2 separate regions of the Homo sapiens genome follow, and region 2 is linked to region 1. A link is a loop called in an ENCODE intact Hi-C map of the cell type or tissue named here. Cell type or tissue: OCI-LY7. All regions are shown on one strand. Links, peaks and the distances in the headings refer to the core of each region. The heading gives the core; the rest is flanking DNA. Region 1 overlaps HNRNPA0 (heterogeneous nuclear ribonucleoprotein A0). Region 2 has its middle 68 kb from the start of CTB-1I21.1.

Region 1 (9,598 bases), core at 3,156-7,155:
TGTTAATATTAGGAAGGTATAAATAATGTGAGTGTTGAGGAGAGGTGACTTCAGGTAGGAAGAAGGATCAAGAGAGGCATTGTGGAGCATATAACATTTAACCTTAAAAGATAGGTCTTATAGAGAAGGTGGGAGGAGAAAGAGGGCATTTTAGGTGGAGGACAGATAGGCAGAAACATGGAGCGTATTTGGAGAAGTATGCATATTGGATGCCAAACACTAGGTACATTTACAAATGTTCTCATTGCATCATTCAGTAACCTTCACAGATAAGGTTGCTAAATCTCATGCCAGAAAAGTAACTCCCAAGGACCCCCAGCTGGTGACATGGTAGAACTGAGAGTTGAATCCAAGTTTGACCAATTCTAGTTGTTTCGCTCCTTCTACTAAGCTTCATTGACTTCCAGCTAACAAATGTCTAATTTGTACTAAGATAAAAGAGAGTTGTGAGAAATAAATTGAGAAAATGAAGTTGGAACCAGGTTACTGAGGTCTTTGAGTAGTAGGCTAAGGAGTTTGGACTTAGGGTAGGCAGTAAAAGTCATTAAAGGTTTTTGAGCAACAATAATGGTAGTGAAACTAATTCACAAAGATTAGTCCAGTAGCACTGAGTAACATAAATGGCAGTGGGGGATGTTTCAAAGTGGCAAGTTTGCTAAGACAACTGATGTTAACCAGGTAAGAGAATGAGAGCATGAACAAAGAGCAATGGAAATAGACTGACAAAGAAGTTGAGGTAAGTTGTGAAAGCATAATTGACAAATATTTGGATATATGAAGAATGAGGAAGAGAGAGTAGATTAATCAAAATTACTGTGTGAGAGGATGGTGATGCCACTGGTAATAGGAAGAGAAGATTTAGAGGGAAGATTTGGACATAGTTGAAGATGCTGGTAGCACATTGAAGCATTGTGTCTTGCGCATATAGCTTTACAAAATGGCCATTGTGCTGGATATTCTTTTTGCCCTTCCTGATCTATTTTCCATCTTTATCTCTCTTGTTCTGTGTTCCTGGGAGGCTGACAAATAAAGAACTGCATACTCTCTTTTCTGGCTTTATTCATGGTGGGTTTGGACAGTGATAGAAAAGTGAGGCTGAAATATTTGCTCCTTCTCTTTCTCATATACTTAGCAAGAGATTGTGAGTGGCCACAGCTCTGCTCCAGTGGCCCTCTTATAGCTCTAGGTCTTTTCTGGCTTCTCGTAACTGTCTCCTATTGCTAGATTCTCTAGTCCCAAGAAGGTTCAAACCTTGTTGATTTGCCTTAACTGTGCCCATACCCTTGTAAATAGTTCCTTTTATTAAAACTCTTCAATAACTGAATATACTGTGGTCATCTCTTCAGTGAAATTAAAAAAAAAAACTTCTTTCACATTTTCTTATGACTTGATCTTCCCACACCACCAAACGTGAAGATCTAGCTATTTGCACTAGGTTACTATCCCTAAATTCAGTGCCTCCCTGTTTCTTAGTATGTCAAGTTAAAATTTGTTACTCTTCTGCTGGGTGATTGTGCTGGAAATACAGAAGAAAAAGACAAAAATCCCTGCCCTCAAAGAGCTTATATTTTACTGGGGAGAGACAGGCAATAAGACATAATCAATTATATGGTATGTTAGAAGATGAGAAGTATAGAAAAAATTAGGGTGAGGAATGGCGATTGTTGCAAGGGATGTTTGTGAGGATAGCATACTTTAAAATAGGTGGTATGGGTAGGTCTCTCAGAAAGTGACATTTGAGCAAAGACTTGAAGGAAATGTGGGAGTGAGCAATATAGGTATGGGAAGAGCATTCTAGGTAGAGGATTAGGAAGAGCAAAAGCCCTGAAGCAGGACTGTGTCTGGCCTCTGAAGAAATGCAAATTGTTCAGGGTTGTTGGACCTGAAGGAAGAGGAGGAAAGGAATAATGAGGCCAGAGGGGCCAGATCATGTAGGGATTTGTAGGTTGTTGTAAGGATTTTGGTTTTCACTAAATGAATGGTGAACCATTTCAGTTTTGAGCAGAGGAGTTCCATGATCTGATTTGAATTTTAAAAGATGTGTTTCCCAAAATTCCTATTCCTTTCATACAGCTGCTTTCAATGAAGGTTTATAAGGAAAGCAATCAGAACTACTTGGATAAGGTATAAGTGATCCACAATCTTTTCAACTCTACCATAGGTATCTACATATATATGTTGAGAGATGCTGCTTTTTGGCCAAAATGAATCTTGAATTGGGGGTGTGCAGAAAAAGTTATATCTGGCCTGAGGCTGGTATCTTTTAGAGTGGCCTACTTGCATGGTTGGCCCTTATCTGAACACGTGGATTTAGGGGTATTCTCACTGTTCACTAATAAAGGTGGTTCACTGTACCTAGACTGTTCAAACAAGATGATTTATGCTAAACACCTGCTTTCCTTCTGGGAGTATGGAATTTTGGTACATGCCAGGTAAAGGATGTCTATATGACCAAACTCCCAATGAAAACCTTGCATACTGAGTCCCTAGGCAGAAACATCCCTCGTATAAAAATGTGCTCTGTGTGAATCTTCATGGGAGGGAGAGATCCTAAAGAAGCCTGCACATGGATTCCTCCAGATTCTGCTTATGTCTTTTTCCTGTATGATCCAACTGTGTACACTTACTGTGTCACTGTAATAAACTTTAGCCATGAGTACGATACTTAGCAGTGCTGAGTTTTGTGAACCCTTCTATCAAATCTCAATATGGGCTTGGTCCGGGGGATCCCTGACACAGGCAGATTTTTTTTTTTTTTTTCAAAGAGTCACCAAGTTAATTGGAAAACATCAGGTTATGGATAGAAGGAGCAGTTGGGCAACCTGTCACAGAAGTCAGCCAGCTCTGTCTAGTGGAGAGCTCTTCTGAGCTGTTTCTGCTTTGTTAATTCCTTTTCTTTCTCCAAAAGCTTCCCTCCATTTGGTTTTGTCACACTTTATACATTTGTAACAAACTGCTGACCGGAATTTGTCCATCAGGTTATGAAAAATGGCAAATGAGGAGAGTAAAATTATGGATTTATTTATTAAGAACTATTAAAGTATTCATATGCTCTGGGACACCATTACTAGGAATTTAACCTTAACAGAACAGTTTATTGAAAAATTTATTGAAAGGAAAACAGTCTTTGCATAAAAATTATGACGTAGCAAAAAATTGGAAACTAAATGTCAAATATTAGGGAAATGTTAACTGTGGTCTGTCAAAAGGTGAAATATTAACTCAGTGTTATCAGGTGAATGAATTAACAAGATGTGGTATATACATACAATGGAATATTCAGCCATAAGAAAGAATAAATTTCTGGTATATGCTACAAGATGAATGAAAACATGCCAAGTGAAATAAGCCTGCACAAAAGGACATACTATGATTGCACTTAAATGAGGTACCCAGAGTAGGCAAATTCAGAGAGATAGAAATGGGAAATTACTGTTTAAGGGATACAGAATTTCTTTTCAGATGTTGAGAAAGTTCTGAAAATGGATAGTGGTGATTGTTATACAACATTATGAATGTACTTAATGCTGATGAATCGTATATTTAAAAATGGTTAAAATGGCTTTTTTTCTTTTTTTTGGAGGCCGGGTCTTACTCTGGTGCCCAGGCTGGAGTGCAGTGGCATGATCATAGCTCACTGGAGCTTCGAACTGTGGGCTCAAGTGATCCTCCCACCTCAGCCTCCCCCGTAGCTAGAACTGACTACAGGCACGCGCCACCACAGCTAGCTAATTTAAAAAATCTTTTTGTAGAGATGGAGTCTTGCTATATTGCCCAGGCTAGTATTGAACTCCTGGGCTCAAGTGATCCTCCCACCTCAGCCTACCAAAATCCTGGGATTACAAGTGTGAGCCACCACACCTGGCCTAAAATGGCAAATTTAATGTATATTTTACCACAATAGAAATTGTAATGAAAAAATATATTATTTAACATAATAAATATGTAAGTATATTAAAGTAGTGGGATGAAAAAATTGTATCTTTTAAATATTTTTTTAAAGACAAGGGCTTGCCCTGTTGCCCAGGCTGTAGCACAGTGGTGGTGCAATCATGGCTCACTGCAGCCTCAAACTCCTGGGCTCAGGTGATCCCTCTGCCCATGCCTTCCAAGTAGCTAGGACTACAGGTGCACACCACTATGCCTGGTTAAGTTTTAAAATTTTTTTTGTAGAGATGAGGTCTTACCATGTTCCCCAGGCTGGTCTCAAAACTACTGTGCTCAAGCGGTCCTCTCTCCTTGTCCTCCCAAAGTGCTGGGATTACAGGTGTGAGCCACCATGCCCGGCCAAAAAAATTTTTTAAATGAAATCATGGGACGTTGAAATTACCTATTTGCAAATATTTACAATTATGAATACCTTTTAAAAACTCCATAGAATTATTAAGTTCTCAATTTATTTCTATTCTCATGTCATCCACCCTCTCCCCAACTGGAAGTTGCCTCTTCTCCCACCAAGTTTCCATGATACCCTTTCTGTACTTGACTCTCATACTTTTTACCATTGTATATGCCTATGTCTAATTTTCTCAAACAGCTTGTGTGCTCTTTGGAATTATATTAATATAGGATTTATGTTGTCAGTCTCTGGTACAGCCTGCATAGTAGATATTCAGTGAGACTTAGTTGACTGAATCATAAGCATGCTATTTTACGAAGGTAGAGATTTACCAAAATGTTTGAGCATACGTGCCCATGGGTTTTATATCACTTCAAGTGTGTGCCTGCCTCAATTCTCTGTACTTGCTAGATGTGCAGACCTGATCTCACCCACATACACATCACTGTATTCTTGACTTTAGGGCTTTGCATCATTCATTTATATTTTACCTTTTTATGTAAAACAGCCCAATTTTCTTTGGATCCCGAAAGGAAAGAACTGCAGGCGTGAGGCAGGGGCAGCAGATAGAGGAGAGGATCATTGCAGTCAATTTAAAGTTGCATATGCCTATTGGAAAGTTGTAAGTAAGAAATAATGTTCATTCCTGAATAGAATGTCTGTGAAGGAAGCATATATTTTTTTCCTTCTTAAGCCCCAGTTGTAGTAATTAGGTTTTACTTTTGTTATGAAGAGATGTATACTTTTGCCAGCAGAGGGCACCAGTTGTAGGTTGCAGATTCATGGGAAGACTCAGAGACCAGTGTGCTGGTCTGTGTGAAGCACTCTGCTTGTTGCTTTAGTTGGTCTGCCCCCCACCCACCCGCCTTTTTTTTTTTTTTTTTTTTAATTCCCTTGGGTTCCAGTGGTACTCTTCCAGCTTTCCCCAAGAGCATTCTTTGGCTAGTCCTGGTTAATAAGCTAGGTGCCCAGATGAATCCAGGTGGAAGGACTTTATTATAGTAGCTGTTTGGAAGCCTTGGATGCCAGCTTGTATGTAATATCTTTAGGGGTTCAAAGCTGTTTTTCCTCATCCAGAGGTAAGGTGAAAAAGGCATTAGGCCAGGCATCTGAGGGTCTGGTTCTGCACTGAGGTTGGCTCTCTAAGTAGTTTTGAGCCAGTTACCTTTTCTCTCTGTCTCAATTAGCTTATCTCTAAAATGGAGACAGTAAGATAGGGGTAGTACATTCTGTGTATAGCTAATAGTGGTCTCTTAGGTCAGGCAGACCTGGGTTCAAATTCCAGCTTTGCCATTTACTAACTGTGGGGCCTTGGTTCAAGTTATTTAACTCTCAGAACCTCGATTCTCTCATGTTTAAAAGAGAAATAATAGTCCTACAGGGTTGTGAGAATTAAATGACAAGGGTACATGTGAAGTGTGGAATACAGGGTCTGGCCCAGAGTAAATATTCAAGGAATGGGAGCTATTATTACCATTCAGGGGATGTTGTCTTAAGTCAAAGGAGATGATGGATATGAAGCACTTTGTAAGCTTAAAAATGCAACACAAATGGCATGAGTGATTATACTCTGGAATCTACTTGGCGTGAATTCTTTTACCTTCAGAGGAAGAGTCCTTATTCCTCTGGATAAGGTGCTGTTTTGTTTCTCTTTTGACTTTTTGGGGTCTCAAGTTCCTTTTCAGTTTCTGCCTGGCTGTCTGAGGGCACTTGGCAAGTGCTCCTGAATATGAGAGGGCATTTTGGTGATACAGGTGTGGGTGGACCTTAATTTAGCTTTGGTCTTGTCTACTCCTTGCTGACCTGTTGGTAATAGTAACCAGTGGAGATGTGAAAATAGCTCCAGGAGAGGCCCTACCCTGGTTAATTTTCTTCTTGAACCTAGGACCGAGTGCTCAGGTTCGGTAGCATTGGCACAGACAATGAAAATCATAGCTACTAATGGTTGCTGAGTGCTTATTATAGGCCAGGCTCTCAGCTAAGTGCTTTACATTCTAACCTAACAATGCTGTGAAGTAGGTACTATTGTTCTCACCTTTTTTCGAATGAGAAAAATCGAAGCTTGTAACTTGCCTAGGGTCATGTTTCTGGTAAGTACATTTGGACCTTGCCCTGTCTGATTTTAATGGTCTGGGCTCTTTTCATTGTTCAGGTGATGTTTGCATCTAGCTGTGCATTAGAGTCACCTACGAAGTTCATTAAAATTCCCGTTCCTAGTGGGTGCGATAGCTCACACCTGTCCATCCCAGCGTTTTGGGAGGCTGAGGCGGGAGCACTGCTTGAGCCCAAGGAGTTCGAGACCAGCCTGGGCAACATAGAGAGACCCCGTCTCTAAAACTAAAGGAAAAAAATTAAAAAAATTCCTGTTCCTCAGGCCCTGATTCTATGGGTGTGAGGAAGAGCCGGACCCTGTAGTGTTTTTTCATTTTTCCAGATTTATTGAGGTATAATTTGCATAAATAAACCCATTTTAAGTGTATAGTTTAATGAAATGCAGTACTTGTATACAGTTGTGTAGGTATTACCACAGTCAAGATACGGAACATTTCTATAACCCTAAAAACTTTTCTTCATGCCTATTGATCTGACACCTACCATTTTAACCAGCTGGGCAGATGGTTCTGATGCACAGCTAGGTGTGGGACCATTGTACTGTGTTATGGTGCCTGCAAATGTGAGGAACTGATGTCCTGGAGAAGGAGGGTAAAGGCAAGAAAAGAAAAAGAGCATTTACAAGGAAGAATGATTGGCTTAGCTGTCTTCAGATAAATTTAACTGGCTCCCTGTACAGAGATAGAGTATGGAAGAGAGAACTTTCTAGATAAAACCTAGCTTAAAAAAGTTTCTCCTCCCAACATGGTTTCTTCCTAAGCCACATAAGAGCTGAATGATTCTAAACAAAGTTGGTGTAGATGGCTGAATACATTGCTTTGGGGTAGAGATCTGGGGCCACTAGGGACTTTTGATAAGCTGTAGAAGAAGGCTGGGGTGTGGGAAGGACTGGGCTAAGACAGTGGTCCCTAGGTCACAGACTGGTACTGGTCCATGGCCTGTTAAGAATTGGGATGCACAGCAGGAGGTGAGCAGCCGGCAAGCGAGCATGACCACCTGACCTCTGTCTCCTGTCAGCTCAGCAGTGGCATTAGATTCTCCTAGGAGCATGAACCCTATTGTGAACTGTGTGTGCAAGGGATCTAGGTTGTGCGCTCCTTGAGAAGCTATCTAATGCCTGATGATCTGAGGTGGAACAGTTTCATCCTGAAACCATCATCCCCCCTGACCCCCCACCCCCATCCTTGGAAAAGTTGCCTTCCATGAAACTGGTCCCTGGTGCCAAAAAGGTTGGGGCCTGCTGGACTAAGACACTATTATTGCTGAGCAATCTGAGGATGGGACCTTTTTCTCCAGACAGATACCACATTGATTATTTTGACTCTCCTCTACTGCAGGACTCCAATAGCAACTGTCCTTAATCTGAAGTCCAGTCAGGAAAATTAGCATAGAGCAAACAGGTTCAGACTGTGGTCCAGAGAACATTTGGATAATAAGGTAGAAAATGTAAAATGTGTTTCTGAAACTGGAAAATATTGGGGGTAGGAACTTTGTGCCAGGAGTCTGGAGACTTTGCTTCTTGACTCAGCTCTGCCCCTGGTTTTGCTAGATAACCTTTCTTCCTTTTTTTTTTTTTTCCTAAATTTCATCTTTAATTTTAGATCGAGGGGTACATGTACAGGTTTGTTACATGGGTATCTTGCATGATGCTGAGGTTTGGGGTATGAATGATCCTGTCACCTAGGTAATGAGCATGGTACCCAATAGGTAGCTTTTCAACTACCTTTTTAGGCTTGCTCCTTGTATTAGGTGGTTATTGTGTTGTTATAAAGAAATACCTGAGGCTTGGTAATTTATAAAGAAAAGAGGTTTAATTGCCTCATGGCTCTGCAGGCTGTACAGGAAGCGTGCTGGCATCTGCTTCCGGGGAGGCCTCAGGAAGCTTACAATTGTGGTGGAAGGCAAAGGGGGAGCTGGTATATCACGTGATGAGAGCAGAGGCAAGAGAGTGAGGAGGAAGGTGCCACACACTTTTAAACAACCAGATCTCGAGTGAACTCAGAGTGAAAACTCTTTATTATGGGGACAGTGTGAAACTATTATGAGTGATCTGCCCCTATGACCCAAGCACCTCCCACTAGGCCCTATCTCCAACTCTAACACTGAGGATTACATTCCAGCATGAGATTTGGAGGCTACCAACATCCAAATCATATAACCCCTTTTCCCTCCCTCCATCCTCTAGTAGTCCCCAGTATCTATTGTTCCCATCTTCATGTCCATATGTACCCAATGTTTAGCTCCCACTTATAACTGAGAATGTGTGACATTTGGTTTTCTATTTCTGCACTAATTCACATAGGATAATGGCCTCTCGCTGCTTTCATGTTGCCACAGAGGACATGATTTTATTCTTTTTTTATGACTGTGTAGTATTCCTTGGTATATATATACCACACATTCTTTATTCAGTCCACCATTGATGGGCACCTAACTTGATTTTTTGTCTTTGCTATTTTGAATAGTGCTGCGATGAACATACAAGTGCATGTGCCTTTTTGGCAGAATGGTTTATTTTCTTTTGAGCATATACCTAGTAATGGGATTGCTGGGTCGAATGGTGGTTCTATTTTTAGTTCTTTGAGAAATCTCCAGACTGCCTTCCATAGTAGCTGAACTAATTTACATTCACCAGCAGTGTATAAGCATTCCCTTTCCTCCACAGCCTTGACAACATCTGTTATTTTTAGACTTTTTAATAATGGTCATTTTGACTGGTGTGAGATGGTATCTCATTGTGGTTTTGATTTGCATTTCTCTGGTGAGTAGTGACGATGAGCATTTTTTCATGTTTGTTGGCTGTTTGTATGTCTTCTTTTGAGAAACGTCTGTTCATGTCCATTGCCCACTTTTAAAAATGGGTTTACATGTTTTTTGCTTGTTGAATTAAATTCCTTATAGATTCTGCATATTAGACCTTTGTCAGATGCAGTTTATGAATATTTTCTCCTATTCCGTACATTGTCTGTTTACTCTGTTGATAGTTTCTTTTGCTATACGAAGCTCTTTAGTTTAATTAGGTCTTACTTGTCAATTTTTGCTTTTGCTGCATTGCTAGAAGGGTATTTCCTAGGTTTTTTTCCTTTTTTAAATAGTTTTAGGTCTTACATTTAATTGTTTACTCCATCTTGGGTTTATTTTATTTTA
Region 2 (10,369 bases), core at 3,019-7,018, 940 kb after region 1:
TGTTTATAACATTTAACTAAAAGAAATAATGCTTCAATTAATATCTTTGTATAACAAATCATAGCATATAAAATTATTTCCTAAAGGCAGAGACTTTGAATTGAAGAAGAAATTGCCATGCTTTTATACAAGTTATCCTGGTTCTTGACTTATGAGTCATTTTGCCAATTGAAGCTATTTCTTCAAGTATTATTTTAAAGATAGACGTGTGGATGGTACATTTATTTAACATGTGTACCTGAGAGTATTTTCCTGTTGCTTTCACATATGAATTATTGTATTCTATTGTTATCCCCTCAAAACCATTTCTCTCTTTTTCTCTATAACTTAGTATCACAGAGGAAAAGTGTATCATCATACAGATATATATTTCTTTGCAGGTCATTTGTGGATCATCTGAAAGGATGCTTATAGAATTTTATTTTTACTTATAATTAAAATATTCCATTTTAGACTTACATCTGAATTTGGGTCATTTTCTTTGATTCTATCTGAGAATGTAGTAAGATTTCTCACCCTAATATCTTCCTATTAAAATTCTCCTTAAAAAACTATGCAGAACGTTCTTCAACTATGTTCTCCAGTATTGATTCAATATTAATGATTCCGGATTTTTCCTTAGAAATTCATATAATTATTAGGTGGAATGTTTAGCCTCTGTTTTCTCTCTATATATAATCACTCCCATCTTAATATTTATCCCATTCCTCTAATTATTAAACATACTTTAAAGTTTGCTGTTTCTATCACTAAATTGAATTTTTCTGCCACTTCTGATCTTTAATGCCTCCAATATAGATTTAATTCTGTACTTTTGGTTTACAGAAAATCTACATTTTATTTTTTCTTCCATCTTATTATGTTATCTGTTCAGTTTAGGTTTTCCTAGAAACTTTTGAAACCGCATTAAAGTATTTTAACTGCATTTTAACCTTGTGGAGTTCTCTTTCTGTTCCAGAGAGGTCACACCTCATAGCATCTTCTTAAATATAAAAACAATTTTCTAAACTCTTTTTCTGATCTCTGTAGTAAATTGTCTTCAAAGATTTGCTATTCCTCTGCATCTTCGCAATAAAATAGCCTTTCACCAATCCTGTAGAATATTCTAATGGATCCCATAATGTTTTTTCTCTCATGTGCTTGAATAAATGTGCTTTATGCAGAGTCAAAGTTTGCTATGTGTTATTAATCACTGAGGCCTTTGAATTCTGGTAAACACTTTTCTCGTATTTTATAGCCAAAGAGCAAAATGGTACACACAGTTCCTAGCCCAATTTCTTGTTTCCACTGGGGACTCAACCTGTGTGGAAAAAAATGCTGAGTGCTATGTGCATGTAGCCCCCACCCCCACCTCATCCCCACAGACATACTCATAGAACATGCCCCCCTCCCCCCCTCCCCTATATGTCTTGTTTAGTTGTTTTCTCAGGGGTTATGTCTATGGGTAAGGTAAAATTTACTGAAAAAAAGTGTGTATTGAGAGTGCACTAAAGGAGTAAGAAGCAATATTTTTTCTGCCAAAAAGAGTGACATCCATGTAGTTGAGAGCCATTGCTCCATTTTCTTGGATATGTTTCTCAACCAGATAGATAGACATGTATCAACCAGATACATGTCTCTAATTTACACAACATAGATACCATCAATTTCTAATGCACTGGATAGTTATGCTTAATTATTTTTTACATCATTTCCCACTAATGTGTTTAGGGAAAGTGATTACTGGAGATGTGATTGAAGTACTAGAAATCCATTTGGGAGACAGATGGTTCATCTCAACCCAAGAGCTCAATCCATCAGTAGGAAAATACAGTCATGCCCCAGGTGGGATAATAGATGTGTGAGATGCCATATTTGTGTGTGTGCACACACGTGCAGGCATGTGTTTTTATAGGCTATTGGTTATGACTCTGTGTGGATATAGGGCCTGTGTAAAGAGTTTAAGACTCATTAAAATAGTATACACTCTGTAGTGACAAGCTTTATAGATCTCTGAATGTATAATGTTCCCTTTAGTGACTTTCTACATTTTGAGATGTAATGATCATGCAGAGTTTATTACCATCTAAACGAATATGGCGAGTTGGTAGAACTTTGCAATTGTCTTTCACCACTGCTAATATCTGCCACTGGGGGCAGAAATAGAAGTTGTAGGAAGAGGAATAAATGCCTAAACTCACTTCTCTCTCTCCTCCCTAATTCACTCCTGTTCTCTCCCATCTCTCTTCCCTACAATGTGGCAAAACTGTTCTCAAGGATTCTTGCTTCCTTCTCCACTTTAATCTTTCTGCTTTCTTCTGTTAAATACTCAGAGCAGGTTTCCCTTCTTACCCTTTGGGAAATCTTCCTCCCTTTACTTAAATTCCATCTCTTTTTAAAAAAAAACCTGTGCTGGCATTGGACCAAATTCTAACCTCAGATATCCTCTCCCCTTCTGCCCAAACCAAATAATCCAGAAGAAGATAGAAGTAAAAGTAAGCACAAACATCTTTGTAAGTATGAATTGTAAAGTTATGAATAATGATATCTCAGAACCTCCATAAAATTTTAGAATGGTGTATATGGCATGCTGCCAGATTACTGACATGAAAAACCTCTTTATCTACCAAAATGTAAATAATAATAGTTTATTGAGGGTCTATTATGTGCCAAGTGTAAGCTTAGGTTTGGAATTCGATGATGAATTAGATATGATCTCTTTCGTGTAGGAGCTCTCTGTACAGAGGTACTGATAGGCACTCAAAATAAGAAATAGCAACATAATGTAGTCCTAAGATCACTCATGGGAGTACCAATAGAGGAGTCATGTGATGGTTAATTTTAGGTGTCAACTTGACTGAATTAAGGGATACTCAGATAGCTGGTAAAGCATTATTTCTGTGTATGTCTGTGAGGGTGTTTCTGAGAGAGGTTGACATTTGAATCAGTAGACTGAGTAAGAAAGATCTGCCCTCACCAAGTGTGAGCAGGCACCATCCAATCCATTAAGGGACCAGATAGAACAAAAAGGCAGAGGAAAACTGAATTTGTTCTCTCTTCTTGAGCTGGGACACTCATCTTCTGCCCTTGGATATCAGAACTCAAGATTATCTCACCTTTGAACTCTGCAACTTGCACAAATCCCTCCCCCAACCAAGGCCTTTGGCCTTGAACTGAGAGTTACACATTCAGCTCTCCCAGTTCTTCGGCCTTCAGACTTGGACTGAGCCAGGCTGCTGGCTTCCCTGATTTTCCAGCTTGCAGATCAAAAACTGTGGGACTGCTTAGCCTCCAAAATTATGTAAGCCAATTCCCATAATAAATACCCATAGATAGATAGATAGATAGATAGATAGATAGATAGATAGATAGATATAAATTTTTGAGACATGGTCTGGCTCTGTTGCCTAGGCTGGAGTGCAGTGGTGCCATCTTGGCTTACTGTAACCTCCACAGGATCAGGTTCAAGTGATCCTCCCACCTCAGCCTCCCAAGTAGCTGGGACTATGGGCACATGCCACCATGCCTGCCTAATTTTTGCATGTTTTTGTAAATATGGGGTTTTGCCATGTTGCCCATGCTGGTCTCAAACTCCTGAGCTCAAGTGATCCAACCCACCTCGGCCTCCTAAACTGCTGGAATTACAGAGTGAGCCATGGCATCTGGCCCCCTCTCACATATTGATATCTATTATCTGTATCTGTGTGTGTGCATGTGTGTGTGCGTGTGTGTGTGTGTGTGTGTGTCCTATTGGTTCTGTTTCTTTGGAGAACCTTGACTGATACAAGTGATTATATCTGGAGATTTGGGAAAAAATATCCTAGAAAGGTGACCTGCTAGCTGGGTTTTAAAGAGTGAGAGGGATTGGTAGGTTGAGTAAAATAATGAATAAACTCTTATGCAGAAAAAAGAGTAGGTATAAAACTTTGGTGATATTAAAGAGCAGAGCACATTTGGGGGAAGGCATCTTAGTTCATTTTGTGCTGCTATAGCAGAATATTTGAGACTGGATATTTTATAAATGACAGAAGTATATTTCTTACAATTCTAGAGACTAGGAAGTCCAAGATCATGCCATTGGCAGGTTCAGTCTCTGGTTCCAAGATGGTATTAGGTTGCTGCAAAAGTGATTGCAGTTTTTGCCATTGGAAGAAAGGACAAAAACCACAATTACTTTTGCACCAAACTCATACCTTGTTGCCGTGTCTGCTGAAGGGGAGGAACATTGCGTTCTCACATAGCAGAAGATCAAAAGAGAGTGAATTTACTTCTTTAAGAGCTTCTTATGGTGGCATTAATTATTCATGAGGGCTCTGCCCTCATATCTAAACACCACCAATTAGGTCCCACCTCCCAACACTGTTGCATTGGGGATTAATTTTCCTACATGTGAATTTGTGGGGACATATTCAGACCACAGCAGAAGGCAAGAAGTTCAGTGTGACTGGAGCACAGTATTACGAGGGGATGCAGGAAGCATGGCATAATATGAAGCTGGAAAGTGGGTAGAAGCTTCATTTTGAAGGTAGTATAAGGTATGTGAAGGCTTTTATCTTCTAGAGGGTGGTGAACCACTGGTGAGCTTTGAGAAGGGATGTGAAAGGATCCAACTTTTACCTTAGAAAGTTCATACAGAATGTAGTATGCAGAGTGAGGGTGAGTTGGGTATGGAGATGTGACAATGGGGGAAGGAACCCTGATCAGAACACTATGGCCATGGTCCAGACAAGAAAGAAGCTCAGATCACAACAAGGGATAGATGACTTCAGAGAACACAAACATTCTCCTTTCAGCTAAAACTATAATATATCAACATCATCCAAAGAACAAAATGTAAAAATGTTGAGAAGTTGTTTCTAATCTTTTCTGATAGGCTCAACTCTATTAAACTCTAAAAGGAAATTTTGCATTTCGCTCTATTTCCCCATTTGCATTTTATTGTTGTCTGCAGTAGTGAGAACTATACTAGAAAATATCTGCAGTGGTTTCCACCTAAAACAGCTTAACATCTTACTTTATTATGGCTCCCTTTTCATTTTGAAACAAGTTGGTCTGTGTGGATAAATCCGCCAAATAGAGAACCCCAGTGAGTCCCACTGGAAAACAGTTCTCTATGCCAGACACCAGTTTAATATTCCTTCAGTGGAAGGTGTCTCTCTGAGGGAAACCATATAAAAAATTGTTAGCCTCCTCTTGAGACCATTTCTGTTTTGTTTCTGAAACAAATTATGGGCCAGCAGTGCCCTCACCTGGCATCTTGAAATTATAGAGTGACATTCCTATTTTCAAGCACGGAGGAGGATTTTTACAGAAATAAGCCATTGGTAATATTAGTTCTCTCTCCTTGAAGACCCAAACTAATGAGTTACTTGGGGCCACAAGTTGTGGCTGAAATGGGGATCAAGAAGAAGCCTATTTTTCCATGGTCAATGTTAAGGAAGCAATTGAAGTATTCAGCAAAACAAACAAACAAACCTGAATTTGTTGTCTGAAGCTGAGTTCAAATGTCAGCATTGCTTCTCACCTACGCTGTGACCCTGGCAGGTCATTTTCCTTTTGCTCACCTTATGGAACCCTTGTAAGCATTAGATGCAAGAATGTATCTAAAAGCATCTGTAAATGGCAAATGTTCAATTTATGTCATATAAAAACCTGAAATTTCCCTAAAGGACTGTAATCGATACAAATTTTCTAGCAAGAAAAAAGAATCTGCTAGCAAATACCAAGAACTATAAATGTGTATGGGCCTTTCAAGCCAGTAACTACACTTTTAGAACTTATCATAGGAAAATTAAGTGAAATGTATAAAATGTTGTTTGCACAAAAGATGTTCATTATGGTGATATGTATAATAAAGTTTGGAAGTAATCTCAATGTGAATATCCAAGAAACTAGGGAAATGGTTAAATTGACTTGCTATATCTATGCCACATGTTGATGCTGCCATTTAAAAACAAAGTTTCAAGAAAATTTTAATTATATAAAAATACGATGTTAGAAGAATGGGCTGTATATTATATCAACTATAAGAGATGTAAATAAAAACAAATAGAAAAAGTATTTGAAATAAAAAATTAGATGATATCAGGTAATGGTAAGGATATGGGGAAAATGGGTACTTTCACATATTTCTAATAGAAGTGAAAATTTGAAACACGTTGGACAGCCTTTTAAATTTGTTAAAGTAAAAAAATATATAAATGCCTATGATATAAAAAGTTCCATCTGAGCACAAAAATGTGCATAAAGATATTCACCAACATCTTGTTATAACAGTGAAAAATTGGAAACAACTTGCTTGTCCACCCATATTGAAATGATTAAATGAATTACGATATGTGTGTTTGGACAGATCAGGTGATTCTGTGGGAGCAAACAACATCCAAGTCACGATGCCTTAAAAAAAGCAATAAAAAATTTCTCACACTGTAGTGTGAGTAAAAGTAACTCAACACATTTCAGCTGGGGCTCAGCTCCATCATCCTTAAGATGCAGACAGAACTGCACTGTCCCACATGGTAGCTACTAGCCACATGGAGCTATTGAGCCCTTGAAATGTGTCTAGTCTGAATTGATAAACACTGTAAGTGTAAGTTATATACCGGATTTTAAAGGCTGAGTATAAAAGTGTAAAATATTTATTTAATAGTTTTTCGTGTTGATTGCATGTTGAAATGATAATAGTTTGGGTATACTGGGTAAATGAAATACATTATTAAAATTAATTTTGCCTGTGTTTAACTTTTTTTAAATGTGACTTACGGAATATTTAAAATTAGATAACAGCTTAGATTATATTTTTTACTAGGCAGTGCTGGTCGAGAACACCACTAGTCTCAACAGCAAGTGAAAAGAGAAAGATGAAGCATGTGTCAGCTCTTAAAGCTTTTGCCTGGGAGTGACATATGGGACATGGGTTTATATCTCCTTGACCAAAGGCAATCATACTGGCAACCTGAGTTTAGTAGAGTGGGATGCTCCCATCCTACTATGTGCCCAGAGAGAGAGAGAGAGAGAGAGAGAGAGAGAGAGAGAGAGAGAACTAGGACATTGGAGAACAGCCCTCCTATCAACCACACTGTGGAATGCCACACAGGGGATTAAAATAATGTCAGGTCTCTACATGCTGATGTGAAAAGAGTCCAAGACAAATTGTTGAGTAAAAAAGCAAGTTCTTTAACAATACGTATTGTATCACACTGTTTACAAAACACATGCCCACACAGGCAGAACAAAATTGCACCTATTATGAGGACATATATTATACAGGTAACAAACTAGGAAAATGTCTGGAAGACATACACTAAACGTAAAACAATGCTTACCTCTTTGTAGGGGAGAGGTTGCTTTATCTTTAATGTTCGAATATCATACAATGAAAGCAAAGTGTGTTTGGGCAGTTTGGGCTGGATATCTTCTGTTTGCCCCTCTAGTTGGACTCTTTACACTCCCTGACCCTGTCCTATGCCCAGGGGTGTAGGCTGCATAAATGGGCTGCAGCCTTGATTGCTGGTTTCTGATGTATTTGGCCAGAGGAAGCCACTGGTAGGGAAGGGGAAGAGTGAGGCTGAGGCATGTATTCTCCTCCCAGTGATGTTGCACTACCTCCTCTTGCTGTCAGGAGGTGGTCCCTACACAGTTCTCTCTGTTTTGGGTTCTGACCATTGTCTTCTCCCACTCAAGCTCCAGGTGGCAATGTCATCCCCACTAATACCAAACCCTAGGTGCTGCACTATCTCTTGTGGTTTCCTTATATTCCATCCACTCTCTTATAAATAGTAAGTTTACTAAATTCTCTTCAAGTTACTCAACTTAAGTATATCCTGTACTTTTGCTGGGACTGTGAGTAATACATTTCAAAATGAAGAAAAAAATCATAGAAGAAAAAAAAACCTTGACCAAATTATGACCAAAAATGACAAAATTCTTTGCCTCACCATTTCTGGCATTAGGATTATCCGTATTTTCTGTGCTGTTGTACTTCTTTGTCATTACTAACTATCTCTATAATAAATATTACCTTTACAGTTCATTTAAAAAGGAAGTCTAAAAGGAAAAAAAACCAAGTAAATGAAGTTACCCTAAAATTGAATTTGAGGTCCTAATAATAAATTATTTGCTTAAGCCAGTGTCCAGAATAGTTTTTCCTGGGTTTTCTTCTAGGAATTTATAGTTTGAGGTTTTAAGTTTAAGTCTTTAATCCATCTGCATATGGCAGATGGTACCTCACCATGTTTTAGTTTGTATTTCTCTGATAATTTAGTGATGCTGAGCATTTTTTCATGTGTTTTGGCCACATGTATGTCTTCAAGTGTCTGCTCATGTGTTTTGTCCACTGTTTAATGGGGTTATCTGTTTTTTTCTTGTTGATTTAAGTTTCTTATAGATCCATATGGCAGATGGATTAAATAGTCATCTGCATATGGCTAGCCGGTTTTTTCAACATCATTCATTGAATAGGGAGTCCTTTTCAATGCTTATTTTGGTCGACTTTGTCAAAGATCAGTTAGTTGTAGGTGTGTAGCTTTATTTATGGTTCTCTATTCTGTTCCATTAATCTCAGTGTCTATTTCTGTACCAGCAGTTTGGGTTACTATGGCCTTGTAGTATAGTTTGAAGTTGGGTAATGTGATGTCTCTGGCTTTTTTTCTTTTTGCTGAGGATTTCTTTGGCTACTCATGGTTCCATATGAATTTTAGAATTCATTTTTTATAATTCTGTGAAGGTTGACCTTGGTAATTTGATAGGAATTGCATTGAATCTGTATATTGTTTTGGGCAATATAGACATCTTAATGATATTGATTCTTGTAATCCATGAGCATGGAATATTTTTTCCATTTGTTTGTTTGATCTCCGACTTCTTTAAGGAGTGTTTTGTAGTTCTCCTTGTAAAGATCTTTCACCTCCTTAGTAGATGTATTCCTAGGTTGTTTTTTTTTGTGGCTTTTGTAAATGGAATTGAGTTCTTGATTTGGTTCTCAGCTTGAACATTACTGGTGTATAGAAATGCTACTAATTTTGTACATTGATTTTATATCCTGAAACTTTATTCAAGTCATTTATCTGGTCTAGGAGTCTTTTGGAGGAATCTTTAGGGTTTTCTAGGTAAAGTATCATATCATCAGCAAACAGATTATTTGACTTCATTTTTTTCCTATTTGGAGGTCTTCTATTTGTTTCCTTTTCCTGATTGCCCTGGTTAGGACTTCCACTGCTATGTTGAATAGAAGTGGTGAGAGTGGACATCCTTGTCTTGTTCCCGTTCTTTGGGAGAATGCTTCCAGTTTTTGCCCATTTGGTATGACGTTGGCTGTGTATTTGTCATAGATGGCTCTCATTATTTTGAGGCCTCAAAAGCAAACACAACAGAAACAAAAATTGACAATTGGGACTAATTAAACTAAAGGACTTCTGCACGGCAAAAGAAACTATCAACAGAGTAAGCAGACAGTCTACAGAATGGAAGAAAATATTTGGAAATTATGCATCCAAGAAAGGACTAATTTACAGAATCTATAAGAAACTTAAATCAACAAGAAAAAAACAAATAACCCCATTAAAAAGTGGACAAAACACATGAGCAGACACATGAAGACATATATGTGGCCAAAAAATATGAAAAAATGCTCAGCATCACTAAATTATCAGAGAGATACAAATTAAAACACGATGAGGTACCATCTTACACCAGCCAGAATGGATATTATTAAAAAGTAAAAAAACAAAAACAGACATTAGCAAGTATGTGGAGAAAAGGGAATGCTTATATACTGTTTGTAGTTTAGCCCCTGTGGAAAGCAGTATGGAGATTTATCAAATAACTGAAAATGACATTTAACTCAGCAATCCCACCACTGGTTATGTGCCCAAAGGAAAAGAAACCATTCTACCAAAAAAGACGTCTGCACTCAAATGTTTATCACAGCACTATTCATAGTAGCATAGTCATAGAATCAACATAGGTGACTATCAATGGTGGAATGGATAAAGAAAATGTGGTACATATACACCATGGAATACTATGCAGCCATAAAAAAGAATGAAATCATGTCCCTTGCATAAACAATGGATGCAGCTAGAAGCCATTATCCTAAGTGAAATAACTCAGAAACAGAAAATCAAATACTGCATGTTTTAACTTATAAGTGGGAGCTAAAAAATGGGCACATATGGACATAAACACGGAAATAATTGACACTGGGAACTATGGGGAGAGACAGGGGAGGACAGGAGCAAGGGCAGAAAAGCTACCTATTGGGTACTGTGTTCACTATTTAGGTGACTGGTTCAGTAGAAGCCCAAACTCCAGTGTCATACAATGCATCCATGTAACAAAGCTGCACCTGTACTGCCTGACTCTACCCTCTGCTTGTGACCTTACAACCCAC

The links. Peaks named below come from ENCODE experiments on the same cell type or tissue, not always from the same donor. Only the 100,000 strongest peaks of a DNase experiment are listed, where the experiment ranks them.
Region 2: a loop joins it to region 1, with 4 times the contacts of the local background. A loop is called at or near these places in 5 of 110 quality-filtered maps.

The regions. Positions count from the first base shown.
Region 1 is chr5:137,738,717-137,748,314 of GRCh38, reverse strand. HNRNPA0 (heterogeneous nuclear ribonucleoprotein A0) reads left to right here. Exons shown (of 1, transcript NM_006805.4): 1 at 1-2,664. Among named protein-coding and RNA genes, the nearest start is that of KLHL3, 7.4 kb to the right of the region's middle. In OCI-LY7, for the core only: CTCF peaks have their summits at 4,879 and 5,083 (motif pointing right); a DNase peak (open chromatin) is centred at 5,114.
Region 2 is chr5:136,797,427-136,807,795 of GRCh38, reverse strand. No RefSeq gene overlaps it. Among named protein-coding and RNA genes, the nearest start is that of CTB-1I21.1, 68 kb to the right of the region's middle. In OCI-LY7, for the core only: CTCF peaks have their summits at 5,020 and 5,221 (motif pointing left); a DNase peak (open chromatin) is centred at 5,215.